2 separate regions of the Mus musculus genome follow, and region 1 is linked to region 2. The links are chromatin loops, found by intact Hi-C in ENCODE. Cell type or tissue: left cerebral cortex. All regions are shown on one strand. Each heading gives the region's core, and the rest is flanking DNA. Links, peaks and the distances in the headings are about the cores only.

Evidence for each region. Peaks named below come from ENCODE experiments on the same cell type or tissue, not always from the same donor. Only the 100,000 strongest peaks of a DNase experiment are listed, where the experiment ranks them.
Region 1: it touches region 2 in a loop (2.5-fold over the local background); 4 of 42 quality-filtered maps call a loop at or near these places.

The regions. Positions count from the first base shown.
Region 1 is chr9:16,304,241-16,312,686 of GRCm38, reverse strand. The region is part of intron 2 of Fat3 (FAT atypical cadherin 3); the gene reads left to right. Among named protein-coding and RNA genes, the nearest start is that of Fat3, 190 kb to the left of the region's middle. In left cerebral cortex, for the core only: a CTCF peak has its summit at 4,049 (motif pointing left); DNase peaks (open chromatin) are centred at 4,763, 5,018, 5,413, 6,275 and 1 more place; H3K27ac peaks cover 694 bases.
Region 2 is chr9:16,496,151-16,504,596 of GRCm38, reverse strand. Fat3 (FAT atypical cadherin 3) reads left to right here and starts at 2,543. Exons shown (of 26, transcript NM_001080814.2): 1 at 2,543-2,724. In left cerebral cortex, for the core only: CTCF peaks have their summits at 2,427 and 3,705 (motif pointing right); DNase peaks (open chromatin) are centred at 4,338, 4,667, 4,867, 5,567 and 6 more places; H3K4me3 peaks cover 3,474 bases; H3K27ac peaks cover 3,353 bases.

The DNA.
Region 1 (8,446 bases), core at 1,983-6,982, 190 kb after region 2:
GTCTAAGGCTGTCTGCCTTACCCTCTCCACACCTGCAGACCAAATCTCAGGCAGCTGCACTCACCTGGCTCAGTATTCAGAGCACCTTTATAGAAGAACGGGTTGTGACCACAGCCTTCTGCACTGCCAGCTCAGAGTGCTTTGTGGCCCAGCTCTTCAGATCCAGGTCCAAGAGTTGTGTCTTAAGTGGCTGGCTGGCTTATGGGCAAAGGGGAAGACTGTTCCTCAAGTCCTAAAGCAAGTGGTGCCTAGACAATCCTGTAGGTTGGAAGTCTGCATCCATTCTGGGGCCTATGTGCACTGCTCTGGGGCCCATCTGCACTGCTCTGGGGCCCATCTGCACTGCTCTGGGGACTATTTGAACTGCTTTGCCCTTTGAGTTTGGATTTGCTGACAGGTACACTTTAATACCCTGCCCCTACTCTCTCTGGTTTTGCCCCCTATGCACAAGCCAGAGTCCTGAGGCATGATGCAGATCAAACCCCAGAGGAAGTACATTTCTGTGCTTCCGATCTGACCATGACACTTGACTCCAGGCTCTGTCAGTAGCACTGTCTTCAGATTTGCTTAATATGCTTGCTGGCATACCCAAAGTCAACTGATTTCAAGGAAGGGGCGGTGCCATGGGCTTGTTGACTCAGTACATCGAGATGGTTTTCATTCTGTGGCTAGTGAATTTAAGAGGCAGGATCTTATTTATTTAAGTAACATTTTGAGAAGACAGCAAGTAAGTGCATCTTTACTTTGAAAGTTGCAGAACTGATTACAGGGAGAAATTAAATAGGAAGGGGAAATGGAACAAAAAGTTAAGTATGAGGTAGAAATAACTATTTCCAACCATGAATCTCCAAACATGCACTGGCCTGCTTCTGCACTGGCCCTGGTTCTGTATGTGTTGTTGCATAGCTGTGTGTCTTCAGGCTGGTCCCTCAAGGCCTCTGTGACAGCAACTACCGTTTTGTAAAACGAGGCAGTTGTTGACAATCTCATAGACACTGAAATACAATTTATAGGCATTGAGAGATATGGTATTACTCCTTAGCACTTGTCATGTATTAAGCTCATGAGTGTATTGCATGTTAAACAGAGAGTAATCTAATTTCACAGTTAAATAAAGTGCTAATTTAAATTACTTTTGAAATTAAAATGTTAATGGAATAAATTTCCTGGGTCTAATAAATGAACTCTCTGCATCCTTCCCCTCCCCCACCCGTGCTCTCAGTCCTGCAAAGGGGAGGGGGAGGGGTATGCTGTCTGCCTCTGCATTTTCCACTGCACCTTACATCCTGGAGCTTCTTTTATTTCAGGCTGGATTACTTTTATCTGAGGCTGTTGGGGCAGGAGGAATTAGATCCATTTTCCTGACAAGAATTTTACATGGAACACATATTTGAAAGATTAATGTAAGCAGTTGCTGCCGAAACAATTTAATCTTGCTTTCCATAGTAATGAAAAATGAATAATCAGAAGAATAAATTGTGTCTAGGAGATAATAAATACCCCTTAAAGGATCTTAGCAGTGAATATGAATTATAGCTGCCCCCTCCAGCTTAGAAGGCCATGGCCAGTTGGTTCTCAACCATATGTCTGCTGTAGCCTTAGTTGCAGAGGCTGATTCATCTTACCTCTGTCTATCAGAGCCAAGCTCTCTGCTGTCTTCCCACTAATTTGAAACTGCAAATAGCAGTTTGTGCCAATTAGAGCAGTGTATATAGAATGCCGTGAAACTCATGTTTCCCTCCTGTCTCTTGACCAGCAGCAGACCTAACATGTCTAATGTAAGCATTCAAGATATAAACTTAACAACCTAGAATCATTAGAGTCAATGGCTCCAGGCAGGGAGCATTGACACATGTTTTATCCTCTGCTGCCTGCCCTTGGGTAATTCCAGAAAGATCCACTGAAGCTCTTCCATAGCAGAAGTTGCCTCTGATCTACAGGATTGTTCAGAAGCAAGGATAGCTCCAGATTAGTGAATTTCTCTAAGAGGATGCTTTGCGAGGTTTAGAAACCCCTCAACAACGAGTAATGATTGTTTGCCTCCTACACTAAGGGCTAAAAGGAACTGAGATTCCCCAGTACATCTGTGCGGCATGGCCCAGAGCACCAGCCTTCCTGCTGCTCTGGGACCCAGGAGACCAACATCATCATATCACCAAACAATACAGCACCACACACATCAGCTGATAAAAGCCATATGACTCACCCCTGCTGTGTGCAGTATGAAAAGCAGTTCTGGAGCCTAACCAATGAGCGCTTGTGGTGCAAACATTAAGACTGAGTTGCTTTCCATGTAAAAAGCTGGGTGTTGTGGCAAACACTTGAAATCATAGTGCTGCAGAGGCAGAGACAAGAGGATCCCTCAGACTCATTGGCTTCCAAACTAACCCAACCGGTAGGAACCAGGTTCCAGTGAGAGACCCTGTCTCATAAAACAAGGTAGATAACAACTGAGAACTAACACTGTTGCTTATACTCTCTCTCTCTCTCTCTCTCTCTCTCTCTCTCTCTCTCTCTCTCTCATACACACACACACACACCCCTATACCCCTGTGGACACACACTTATAAATAACAAGTCCTATACAGTTCTTTGATTTTATTTGAGATTTTGAGAATCAACTATTGTTGTCAAACAAGTAATGGGTTTAATTGTGACATTTCCGTGCATATTGCTATGATGGATTCTTAGTCCATCTTCCTTATTTCCTTCCATGTCCTCCTTGCTGGTCCCCTTCCTCTGCCATATTGATATCTTGCTCTCCTGACATACACGTACCCATAACCTCTCTTTGTTTCCCACTGCCCTTCCTTTAGACTTATGTGCCCATTGTTCCTGATGTATCTATAACTACAACTATGTGGAAGATCTAGACAAGAAACATTTTTACGTTACCTACCTCTGTACAACTTTATCTTGTCAAAGCTAGAAGTAGGAATTTGGAGGTGTGAAAATCCATTAAACAAGTCTTTTGCAAGAGGAGAGGCTTTTCTTCGTTTTCCTAAAATGGAGCTTCCCTAACTTGGCACAGCTGTCGTGAAACAGAATTGGGAAGCCAGGAGCCCAAAGACCCCAGTGTACACAGTGCTGTGTTATCAATTCCTTGTGGAACTACCAATCGATTTCCTGGCATGTGTGTTTTCTTCTAACATTTCCAGCCAGCTTGGTTTTAAAATCTGTTTTCATAGAAATACTCAGGTTCTTCCGTATTCTTTGGAAGTATTGCCAGGATGTGATTTTAGGCTCTTGACTTGGCCATAAGAAAGAGGTTGAGAATCAAAGATGAATGGCCATACCGTCTCTTAAACAGGACAATCACTCAGTTAATTTTTCCATCACCAAGACCAGTGGAAGAAGAATCATGTTCTAAACATGGCATTGTGAGATGTTTCCTGAAAGTTTTTGCAAGAGATCAATCCCTTCTCCATGGGAATATGGCGATCTTCCAGTGAACTTTTTAGGATCATAGGTCCAGATCACGGTGACGATGTTACAGGAAGAAGAATGAGGCAGAGGAATAGAAATGAGGAAGGACAGATCACAATAACACCCTTCAAACCATCCATTCTTCTATTACTTATAAAGTGGTCATATGTGTATTTATCAATGTTGACAATAAAACTGGGTATGATGTCTTAGGTGTTTAATCCCAACATTTGCCAAGGCTGAGTCAAGGATCTCACAAGGAGTTTGGAGATAGCCTAGGCAATACTGTGAATCCTCAGAACAGAATACAGGAAACACGAAGGGGTAGAGGAGACTCCTGAGAGATGAAGAGTTCAAAGGGGAGAAGACGGAGATGATATCAAATTTAGTGACCAAGAACATACACAACCCTGTCTCCTGCCTTATAGCTGGGCAAGGCACCTTATGTATAAATCACAATATCTTGTTTTCAGGAGACTGGAGAGATCGCTCAGTGGTTAACAGCACTGACTGTTCTTACAGAGTTCCTGAAATCACTTGCCAGAAACCATATGGTGGGTCACAACCATCTATAATGGGATCTGATGCCCTCTTCTGGTGTGTCTGAGACAGTTACAATGTACTCACATACACAAAATAAGGATTGGAATGGAAAAAAATTCATGCCCATGGAAATGCAAACCAGATATAGCAATAACAACTGACACACGTCAGGACTGTGTGACAGGACAGAGGCAGAAGAGGTGACTGCTAAATCTAGGCAAAATCCTCATGTGAGGGGATACTGCCCTGTTGAGAGTAGGATGGGAAGCAAGCCTGTCCGGAAAGGGCCATGCTGTGTATAAGCTTACAGGGCTGAGTCTGATCTCTGATGAGAACGAGGTTACAGATAGGACTAAGTGTTCAAGATCAGAGTGGTACCTGTACCACATAGGCAGGAACTCCTGGCTCAAACCCATAGTAGTTGGTGACTTTGAATGAGTCATTTGTCGTTGTTGTTGTTTTCTGTGGCCAATTCCTTTACTTTAAAAGTGAGAAGAAAATAGAGCATTTAATTTCTCAGGCTGTTGTAGAAGTTTAAGATTATGCTAAGAAATATCAGTGTTCTGAAAACCTACCTTACCAGAGCTGCATGGCCTGGGCTTCACTATCCAATGCGTTGTCATTTTTTCTTTGCATGAATTGAACCCCAACTTAAGTACATTTTCATCTGATGTTTGCCAGTTTAGACTTTTCTGGGGGTGAGTCAATGAGTTTATGAATTAAATGTTCAGAGCCCATTCTGACATCAATTATTGTCATGGAAACAGTTCCTTTCCCTGTTAGGAACTGCTTCCCACTCTTTATAATCTTTAAGATGCCAAATCTGTGGTATAATAAAAACACATCAGCACAGAACACATTTTCAGGCAGAAAAAAAAAACTCTAAATAGTCTAACATTTCTGAAGTTAGACTATAAATTGACTTTTAGCAAAAGAACTTGCTTGGTATCTTAGGGCAATTTCATTCTGTGAACAGTTTTTAAGTCCAGCTGTAGCTGAGGGAAGCCAGAGCTGGACCCCCACCCATCACTTCAACATCAATTTAGCATCATTGTTGACTGGTAAAAGTATAGCAAGGAAAATAGACTGGGCACATTTCTGGTTCCTTCTTCCGTGTTCCCTTGCATCAGACTCTCAGGAAGTTGATTGTCACAGAGCCCAGTGTACAGCCAGTGATCCCTGAATTCTTCTCTTGGGTTTTTCAGGAAGAGGCTTACAGATGTCACTACAGAGGCAGTTATAAATGGCAGCATAAAGTTGCTCAGATAGTCTCTCTGTGAGTTTAGAGCCCCATGGTGCTGGGTAGCAGGTGGTGCTCCATGCAGAGTAGAAAGCTGTGCTCCATCCATCCCTCAGTGAAACCTTGCATGGGAGTATGCTCTGCACTAGGTGGTTTCAGAGGCCCGCTCATTCACTCATCAAGACATTGTTGTGTTATTTCAGCAAAATTCCTGACAAGAGCAGTTTAGGAGGTTTATTTTTGGCTCACAGTTCAAGCGCAACTGTCTGTCATGGTCGGGAAGTTATATAGGAAGTTATATCGTCATGGACTTGTGGCAGCTGGGTGCTTCATGTCTACAGTCAGCAAGCAGAGGGAGATGAATGCTGATACCCAGCCTGCTTTCTCCTTTTACACAATCTAGGATCCCTGTGCATGAAATGTTGCTACCCACATTTAGAGTTGGCCATTATAGCTCAATTAACCCAATCTGGGGACTCCTCTGTTGCCAGGCCATGAGAGATTGTGCAATGCTGTTAGTGATCACCATTATTTTCAGGCTGAAAAAGTAGTGGCTGAAATGTCTTTATGAGTTATAGATGCTAGATTGTTAGATGTAGGTAATACGAGAGCCTGAGACTCATTCAAAAACAAAACCTTAGAGTAACACAAATGTACACACCATTCCCAGCCACAGCGCAAGCCTCCCATGTACCGATTCAGCCCTTCAGCGTCTGTGCCCTGGGGAGGGCAGTAAGTCTGGGATTCCTGCAGGTGACTCAGTGTCAAGAGATGTGGAAGTACTGAGGTGAGCACAACACTTCTCTTTGTACTCGATGTACAATGTTGTGTCAATGTACCAACCTTCCTAGATTTGAGATGAATGAATCAAGTATTGGAGAGAGGCCAAGACACCCTTCAGGGGGAAAAGCATCCCCATGAAAACCCCATGAACCTCAGATGAGGAAAACAAAGATTGAGGAATTTGAATAACCTGCAAAAGGCTTTCTAGTTCCTTAGCACAGAAGCTAATTTGAATAGCATCTTCCCACCTCCTTGTGCTTAGAAGCACATTCATGCCAAATTGAAGAGCTGGAACTCTTCCACTGGAAGACCTGTGTTTCTCTCTTCTCTGGGCTCAGATTTGTCAAGTGCTCAGTGTAGTGCACCTGACCCCTGCTTTCTGCAATTAGGGATGAAGGTCATTCATACTCTTTAATCAAAACTGAGAGCTTAGATGACTCTCCACTAACAAGTAGGCATTTTACCTCTGCAGTTAGCTATTTTACTCTCATGGCTCTGACCACTTCCTTCACGTGGTGCTACCTTGGCCACTGGCCCCTTTCTCCTGAAACTGGAATTCTGGATCTCCTGGCTTCCTTTCCCAGGCCTGGTCTTGGTTTACTGTAGTTGCTTCCCTAGCTATGAGTGAGTAGCCCCAGCACTGAGCTGTTTCAGCTGTATGCATACCCACTGCTTGAGGTCTTAAACTAACAAGTGATTCCTTCCAATTGCATTGGCTGTCTAAACTGCACCTCCTTCAAAGGCAGCAAGCAGAGGTGGCTCTTGCTTCAGTCTACATTGGTGCTCAGCGGACTGCTTCCTGGTAGCTATGGTGGGAGGGGAGTAAAATGGAGAGGATTTAAGGGGGAGCTTTATGAGTTAACCAGAGAGCTACACTGATGGAGAGCCTGTGTCAGCACCTCTAGTTTCTAGAAGCCCTTGCAAACCACATATTATTACCACACCAAGTTAGGAATCATAAGAACTGCATGAGAAGCAAAAGGGAGAGGCCTCCTGTATTAGACTGAGACAAGGGGATGTTAAATTGCAACTCCTCCAGAGTCAAGAGATGTTCCCCAAAGCCAAGAAATCCCCCAAAGACTGCTTATTCCACACATGGTAATTTTAGAATCTTAAAATAGCCCTGCCTTCATAGCTGAGCCAAGATGAGAGAGGGACAAGTTATAGACTGTATTCCCTTGAGCTGTTATTAGCAGAAAGACTTGTACCACTGTAATCTTGTTTTTCAGTCTGTCCTATTTCAGGCACAGAACAGAAAATCCTGCCTAACATGGGCTTCCGAATTCAGGATCCTCCAAAGGTCCAGAAAAGAAGCTGACAAAAAAGAACCTTGGTGTTTACTGGTGACAATTTACCAGTTTCAAGGGAGAAAGTATAGAATGGATTTTGTGTAGATCTGTGCCAGTTAATTACGTTATTTTTTTTCTTTCCTCCTTGACTGAGCCCTCATCAGATGATTGCCTAAGCACATGCCTATTCATGAAAGGGATTCCGTCCTACCCCAAGAGTGCCCAGTACACCCTAGAGAAGAGTTCCACCTTATTTCCAGGTTCACTGGGAGGTCATTCTGGGAAGGGTGTCCTAGTCAGTATGACTTTGGTGACAGCTAGGGAATAGTCAGTAAGGGGTTGTAACCAGCCTTCCATAGCTAACCCTGTCTTTGATTCCTTTGTGATAGCATTATTCTTTGGATTACCAAACTGGCCCCTTTGGATATTTCTATGACCTTGAAAATTAGAATAATTAAGTTTCCTCTGGCACAGCAGAGACTCGATACGCATAATTAACAGCAACTAGAGTTCCCTGGAGATCAAATTTATGAAAGACATTAAAGGAGAAAAGAAGCAGGCCTTTCTAAGAGAGGAGGAGTGAACATTGTACTGTGGACTACGAGTGTAAGGGTGTTCTGTGTCCTGTGCACAACTGTCTCCCAGAATTTGCTGGCACATTGTCTATTTTATTTTCCTTTGTCACACCAATCACATGAAACAGGACAGTGACTAACAGACTCTGAATTAAGGACCAGAGATAAGAACTGAAAATTCCTTTACAGGAGAGAACAATTTAATTGCACAGTCTATTAATTATTAACTTTATTGTGGGCAAAACACCTTGTTTGTTTGTTTGTTTGCTTGCTTGCTTGCTTGTTGGTTTGTAGAGGGGTAGCCTCAAGGGTATTCTTCAGATGCTCATTACCTATATTTTGCCTATTTGCCTGGAACTACTCAGTTAGGATAGGCTAGTTGTCCAACAATCCTTATGGATCTCTGTTTCCAGTTCCTATGTGCTAAGATTACACGCATCCCAGGACTTCTGGACATCAAAGTCATAATCTCATAAGACATGTATTTTAGTTAATAAAATACATACTTAGCCTCCAAACAATTTTTAGACCAGAACAATTGTATATGAATGTTTTATGTTTCCAAGCTGTGACCTCATCTTATGTATTTT
Region 2 (8,446 bases), core at 1,815-6,814:
AAGTTGTTCAGTAGTCTAAAGGAAGAGATAAGGCCCAGAGGAGGTGGAGTGGGACCTCAGAAGTATGATAAAGCAGGTGACATGAGTATATATTTCTGGCTTTTCAGTTAGTGCTCTCTTCTATGTTGTTAGCAAGTCTTATAGAGACTTTTCATGCTTTCTTCCCTTGTCTAATTTTTGACTATTTAATATATTTATCCACTACACTGGGATTTGTACAGGGTACCGTGGGTGAAAATTTAAGAATTATAAATCTTTTTGGTTCATTCATTAAGTTCATAGCTTTGTCAACAATGTGACCACAATATCACAGGTTCGTAGTAGATTATGTTATAAAGAAATAGATGTTTTTCTGATATCAACAAGTATTATACCAAAGGGTGTCCCACTGAATAAACCATTCGGCAATATTGCAGAGTCATTTTCCCCTAGGTTGCCATGGCCCGTTTCTGCCCTGGGAGTAGAGACTGTTTACTTTACTACCTACACTCTGCCTGAAGGCAGGAGGTAGAGAGTTAGACAGATTTCTGCACTTAGGCGTGAAGTGCCTCTGAGGCCTAAGAAAGTCTTTGGAGGGGTTGGACTCCCACCACATCCTTGCATCTTCAGTTACCTGGCCAGCTTCCCAGGAAGGAGGTGGAAGATGGCCTGTCCTGCTGCCAACACCAACTCCCTGTGCATCCCAGGAGCCATCCAGCCAGCAGCTGACTCTCCCAGTCTTCCCACAGAAGCACTAGAATGTAAAATGCTTGAATCACTAAAATCTTTGATGCAATACTAACAACCTTGGGTCAGTCACAAGGAATACACCATACCAGGAGCATATTTATATGGCAATAAATTTTTAATGCCCTAAGAAAGTGTTTGAATAAAAATAAAATCAGAATAGAATTATGCAAAGGACATAATTGGAGAGCAGGTAACTTTTCTTCTGGCCTTTCTGACTGTGAAGCCCTGGACAGCATCATGCTTCTGTCCTGGAATTAGTTGATGTATGGCTAGCTGTCAGTATTCCTTAGTATTTCCATTAAATGCTCAAGGCAAGCAAGCGGAGCATGCAGAGTGCTTTATGGGGCAGTCAAGGCAGTGCAGAGGCTGCAGAAGGCTTTCAAGGGGGAACCGCCCACCTACTGAAAGTGGAGGGCTTTTCAGATCCTTAAGGCCCCAGGCTTGGGAGAGGAAGACCAAAAAGGCAAATTCTAGTAACTCTTCAAAGGGTGTGACTGAGCACAGAGACTTTAAGGAGAGACAGACTCTGCTCCTGGAAGGGAAATTCAGGAATCAAGAAAAGGAGCAAATTTATCTCTACAGCATGTCTGCGGAAGCATCTCTCTTGGAGTTACTGCTCGGTCCCAGAGTTCCAGAGAAGCTGCCTGGGAGTGGGCACCCTAGGAACCCCCTGGGGTGAAAGCCTGCTTTAGACAGACGTGATTTGCTGTGCAGCAGTGGGGGTTGGGTGGAGGCTGGCGCTGGCCCAGGTTTACCGGGGCTGGCCGTTAGTTAGGAATGTTTCAGAGCTCACAGGCAAGGAACATAGGCTGAAGTGTAGCTCTACTGAAGCAGTGTGGGTGGGGTGGGGTGGGGTGGGGTGCCATGAATCCTCAGACTTGTGAGGATGATCCAGAAGTAAAAGGACCTAGAGGGCACACCGGTTGGTATTGCTAATCACCTGGCTCCCCTGAGACTGTTCACTCATTCCTGTTCTGAATGTCTTCACATCCCACCGTGTTTCAGACTGGGTGGGGGTGATGAGTCATGTTACTTTTTAGTCTGATTCTCTCCCACACAAAGGTGATCCCAGTGATCTGAAAATGCGTGGGAAAGAAATGCGAGTCCCGGGTGGGCAGCAGGAGGTACAGCGTTTGATAGCCGTGCCCACTGTGCTTCAAAGTAGCCTGAGGAGCTTGGGTAAAACCATGTTGGTCTCATTGTGCCTCGGTTTCCTCATCTGGTCCAGAGAAGTCTAGTGTATTCTAGGCAGCAGGCTGAAGAGCAGAGCAGAGCAGAGCAGAGCAGAGCAGAGCAGAGCAGAGCAGAGCAGAGCAGAGCAGAGCAGAGACGATTGAGTGTGGTGTGTGCGCGCTCTCTGAAAACGTCAGTCTGACTTTGGTGCGTTCTTCCAGCCACGCTAGAAGTGGAGGATGCCTAGGCTCTAAAATTAGTCCAGCTTCCAGGCGAGGCGCCCTTAGCGTCCTCCTGCTGACCGCCGGGTCTCCCTGCCCCCCTTTCCCTCCCCTTCTCTTCGTGTGGCGCTCGGAGATCTCTGGTCATCCCCCACCCCCATCCCCCGGAGGACGCGGCTCTGCGGGAGGGAGGAGAATACAGCGAAGCTAGGGGTTTGGCAGTGCGGCGGCGGCCGCCGCGAAGAAGAACCCGGTACCTCTCCACCGCCAGCAGTAGCGGTGCAAGCTGACTAGAGCAGACGCGAGAACCGCTCCCCCCGGCAGGCTGCGCTGTGATCTGGGCTGCGCGTTGGGACCTCGCTCCCGGGTTCCCCACCCCTCCCGCCGCCATCCTCCTCCGACTCCCCTCCTCCGCCGCCAACCCGCAGCAGTGGCGGCGTCCTGAGCGCCTAGCGCCTCCGCTCGCCGCCCTAGCCTCAGCCGGGAGCACGCGGCGAGCACTGCGGCGGAGGCGGCGGGGTGGCCAGCTCGCCCCTAGACTTGAAAGGAAGACCACGGAGGACTCGTCGGGTGCAGGGGCGCATCGCTGACCAAGGCAAGGGTGCGTGAGGATTTTTAGCATGCTTATTTGGGTGCATGGTGCACTGGCTGGGGTGCACCTTTCTCAGAACAGCCTCAGCAACCTGGTTACAGAGAGGCTGTGATGGGTGCTCCGGAAAGCTAAAGCTCTCAGAGAGAGTGGGGGGAAACTTTTCACCTTGTAAAGTTCCTGCCTGGGCGCTGCCTGGAGCTGTGGTCATTACCGCTACCAGCTGGAACCCAGGGAGACAGCCCTGCGGCAGGAGCCAGGAAATGGCACCGGAGTTGGTTAAGTTTAGGGCTAGCAATAAGAGGAGGGCGATCTTTCGGGTCTGTACATGCAGCTCTGGGTCCTCACTGAGCTTTGGCCGTTGGCTGCAGGTGGATGATATCAGGCGGCGATTCCGCTGGGTAGCTGGCGCTTGCAGCACTCAGTAGGAAGAGGGGCAGATGCCGATGGATGCACTTGCAGGACCCAGAGGCGCAAGTTGGGTGCATGCTAGAGGAGGCTATGAGCGGAGCAAAGAGCCCAGCCTCCACTTCCACGGTGCAGGAAGGGTAGCCTAGAATGTTCGCCTGCCCCTGCATACTATGTCTGAGTCTTGGGTTGTGAAAGGTTCTAAATGACAGCCGACTTTGAACTGGTGCGACAGTTTAGCCGAGAAGCCAGGAAAGGATTTCTGTTGTTTTGACGGGAGATGGACCCGACTGCTTTGGGAGAACGCATGATTTTTGGCGGGCGTCAGAACTGACCGTGCTATTTGAAAAGAGAATAGCGGTAGTCTGATCATCCCAGGGATGCCGAACAGCCCTTGCGGCTCCTCGTGGGCACGTTGAGGGCGCACTGTTCGCCGCCCCGAGTTCTTTCCGGAAGGTGTGGAAAAGAAACCATTGGCTCACCGGAGTGCAGTTGGGGATCTTAGGGAGCTGGCTGGGGGTGACAGAGGTGGACTGGACAGATTTCGCGTGGCGCTTGGTGAGCGAGAGGACTTGACCAGCTGGGGTCGCTGAGCTAAAATGCATCGGGCCGGGCTGGAGAAAGGTGGCGAGCCCGGGTCTTTTTGGCAGTATAATGCGGTCACTGTTTCTCCCCCAGCAGACTCTTGTCTCGTGTGTTTTCGGAAGTGTTTAAACATTGTCCAAGATTAGACTTTGCGGAAAGCAACTTTTGTTGCTGTCCTCTGCCCGGCTCTTGGGAGCTGTGGTGCGCTCGGAGAGAGGGTGAGATGCAGAGGGCCGGGTGTTGCCGGACGCTCTAAAGGCACAGCTCTTGGCTCTTGCTACCAGAGGAAAGGGGGCGCTCCTAGATGTGCATGCTGGTGATAGCACCCACCTTGAGGTACAATAACGAGCAAGCTCGGCAATGAGAGTACCCATAAATGAACGTGAAGGTAGACTACACAGGCAGTGAAGATGCGGAGGTGGCTGGGAGTCTCCCAGAAGCAAGAAGCTATGGAATGTGGAACCGAGGGCAGCCAATGGCTCTAGTCTCCCTGAAGGAGACCCACTTCGCCGCCGCTTGCTCTCGGGTCCTGGATCTTGGTGGGGGTATTCCAGAATCCTAGGCACAGAGGCTGGAGTGAGGGACACTGGGCTAGGCTGAGGGTGGGAGAATCCTTTCTCTGCCTTCGCCTCTTCCCCGCCCCCAGACTTTGGCGCGTTTACTTCCAAGTTGGATCCCACTTCCATTTACAAGTGTCAGACAAACCGCGCCAAGCACCCGCTCAGCCAGATGGGGGAGGGCGCGGGGCGGGAGCTGTGAGCCCACCGGGGTCGGCTCCGGAACGGCTCTCCGGAGTGCTTTCCTAGCTTTTAGGCCTTGATGTTTAAAAGGTATATAAAAGAAAACTGCAAAGCCCATAGCACTCGTGTACACTCGCGTACCAGCCTTTTATCCTCCTTCCATCGACACATTCATTTTCTGGCCCCACGCTTGCATTTTCAAAAGCGAGTTTGGGCAATGGGGGGAGGGGCGAGAAGCTGGCCGCCAGTCCACCTCTGTGGCTTTGAGCTCTGGGCTTTGTTGCCAGGATTTGATTGCGCCCGGGCCGAGTTTAAAAAAAAAAAAAAATGTAGAAAGACAAAACAGGCCAGACACACTGCAGGCGAAGCTGCCTTGATTCGGGCCATGGAAAGGGAGAACTGCCATCCAGGAATTGAGGACCCAGAGGCCGGCATCCCAGAGAGCATAGGCTCTCTCGCTGCTGCAAGAGCCCAACTCTGGGTTACCCGATGCTTGAGTGGGGGCGGGGATGGGAAGTGGGGGAGGAAGTTCAGTCTGATGTGGAGATTGAATCTCATCAGAAAGAAAGGGAGGAGATGGGAGAAAGGGAGAAAGAAGGAGAAGACATAGAGAAATAAAAATGATAAGCGATCTTAAAATGTGCCGATCATCGACGGCTTCTTCTCCACACCGAGCCTCTTCCCTTTTTTTTTTTCATTATTATTAAAAATTGAACAATTGCACATGGAGAATTAAAGAGTAAATTTAAAAGGCATGCAAGGTAAACAGGGCACCAAAAGACAAAGAGTTTCTTAAATGTATAATAACTTCTCCTCGATATGACTTTAATGTAGTAGGGTTGGTGTGTGTGATGAGTTCAATTGTCTTTTTTTTTTTTTTTTTTTTTTTTTCCTTAGCATTGGATAGGGAGTCAAGTTGCTTTCGAGAAATAAAGCAAATAATTAAAACCAGTTAGATCAGGAGTCCCCATTGTTGTCTCTGGAATTTGGACAATGAATGGTGTTGGAATGTGTTTCTATGCCCTGTGCAACCGGGGGGAGAAAGTTCCCAGGACTGTCCATGTTATAACGTCTTCATATCTGAGCCACACAAAACTCCACGTGAGAGACAGCTGGCTGAGAGATCAGAGATTGCTAAGCTGCTGAGCTGGCTCCAGCTCTCCTCACTGCAGGCTTTTCACAGCCAGTGTTTGTTGACCAGTGACTGGCTTTCCAGCCTTGTCTCCATCAGCTCTCTGCCTCTCTCAATTTTTATTTATTCTGGTTTCTGGCAGAGACATTTTGGGAATTTTTAGGTAGTCAGGATCCAGTCAGTCTGTTAAGTAGCAATTATATTTGTGCTGAGCTACTAAGGAATAAAACGAGTAGCAACAAACGGGGGATGTGAGTGGGGTGCCCACTGACCTGTGTGTTGTGTGGGTATTTTGCTAACTCACAGCTGTTTGTAAAGCAAGGATTCTTACTGCTCACATACGAACAGTTGAAGGTCTGTTAATCATACCTGCATACTTCCCATGCTGGGGGAAGGAACTGCTCTTAATCTAGAAAGTGAGTTATGTCAAATAGAAAGAAATAGGCAACCACCATTCCAGAGGATTATTCAATCATAACCCACAAATTACTGACCAACAACCTGCTATCCTCTTTTCTTGGAGTTAGGACGGGTGTTTCTCTGTGCCTTGGATTTGTCCAGGCCAGTGATGGAAAGAGGGGAAGCATACTAGTGGGGATGTCTGGTGTTTCCCTCGGTGTTACCTCCAGTGTTGTCCTGCTGCAAGAACATTGAGTAGAATTCATCTCCTGGGCTCAGGCAGGGCTGCTCCTTTATATTAAGTTTTCTCATTGCAAAAGTGGTATTGGTGAACCCTGTCTTTGCTGACTGAAGAGACACTAGGATTGGAAAGAGAACGTAAAATAAAGGTACCTTCAGATGTGCGTAGTCCCAGCACTCAGGCTATGGTGGCAAGATCAGAAACTGAAGATTACTCTAGAGTCCAAAGTAAGTTACAGGATACTCGTCCAGCCTGACACACATAAAACCCAACCTGATCTCAAAAAGTGGGGAACTAATAAACTCCAGGGGAAAGATGAGTTTTCTGACCAGTGTCTCCTTTCAGAAGTCTACAGATGTTCATATGCTTATCAACACTGAAGGGAGGAACATGGATAGCTCAGTTGCTTACTAAGAAAATGTCTAAAATTTTATCTGCCTGCAATTTATTCCTTTTCCTTCCTTTTTCCCCCTTACTGTTGATTATCCATTTCTCCAAATTGTGAGAGCTGAGGACATGAAGACCCACAATGTGACACTCTTCTTGGACAGACTGGAGATGAAAACCTTTTCTTTGGGTGGACTCATTTGACTGCACTGATATTTCAAGCCCAGCAATTTCTCTGAGTATCTTCTCATCTTATAAGTTTTCTCCCCACTGACTCCTTTCTCTGTTCTTCAAGAATAACTTTAGAGAAGTTGGTTCTTAAAAACACTCATCGTAATACCACAGATTGAATCTACTGAGAAGACATTGAGAACTTGCTTGTGGGTTGAACTCTTCTGGTTTAGCTTTTGACTGTTAGGTACTCATAAAGTAACAAATGACTCATTAAGGCAATTATGTATTCAGGTGGAATTTCCAAGTCAATGTCAGTTGCAGCCTCTTCCACCATAGGAGCTCTCCCCACCCCCAACTCAGCTAGAAGGGCAGACATTTGAGAATGGATTCCTCATGTGATTCTGGGAAACAGAGGAAATGAAGAATTGACCTTAGAACACATTAGTCAATCTCATGAGCAAAGTGTTGTCTCCCTGTCAGTGTGACTAGGTTGTTATACAGTGATACAGAAATCTTGGAAGATTTCTGGAGAGGACCAAGGATAGTCTTCTCTCAGACACTCCCTCCTGGAGATGATGCGTTCTTGGGCACAAAGGTTATACAAGGGACATGGGTAGGTCTTAAGACTGATTTTGGTGTCTCAAATTATGCAAAGCTATGAAGACTCTAAGGCCATTAGCCTTTTCCTTCCTTTTTCTTCCACGTTAACTTCACTCTCATTAGTTTCTACCTAATCTCTCACTGTTTTTTGTATCACTTAACCACTCTTTCTGTTGTCCTATAAGAAGACCCTGTTATGTGGCCAGGAAATCATTTAGAGTCATGCTGGCTTCAAGCTGGGGGTCTTCCTTTCTCTATCTCCCAAATGCTTAGTAGTCTTGTACTACCATGCCCAGAATCCACTTATTTTACATCATTTTCAGTAGTATTTACTGAAACTACCTCTATCTTAAAAGATTCAAAGACTAGCTAGCTAGACTCATTGCATTGGATCTTTGTTTCTTTTCCTGTTGCTGTGATAAAAACTTAGTCAAAAGCAATTTCAAGGAGAAACTGTTTACCAGGTTCAGAGTTGCAGGCTACAGTCCAGTTCCAGTTCCAGTGGCAGGAGACAGGGACAAATTGGTCAGCTTATATCTGTATCAAGAGACAGCGAGCAACGGATACTTATGCTCAACTGCCTCTTTCATTCTCACTCATCCTAAGACCCAGGCCATGAAATGTTGCTGCCCACATTCAGGATTGATCATTCAATCTCACTTAAGCCAATTAAGAAAATCCCTCACAGGCATGCCCACCATCTAAAAAAATCTTGCTAATTGCTCACTGAGACTCCTTCCTATGTGATCCAGATCCTGTCATGCTGACCACAAAAAAGCATCCCTCATAGCAATGAATACTTATTGTTCTTATTGTTCCAATGGGAAGACAGGATACAGCCATGTGTCCACTCTGCAAATCGAAACATATTTGCACTTATTAACTAGATAAAAAGAGTGACAATGAGCAGGAACTTTGAGTAGGGGTGGGGGAGGCTAGGAGGTGATATAAACTTTTAGGAGGGGTATAAAGAGAACATAGTTAAATTCCATAGTATTCTTTCTCAACAAATTGATTCTTTCATAATTACACACACACACACACACACACACACACACACACACACAC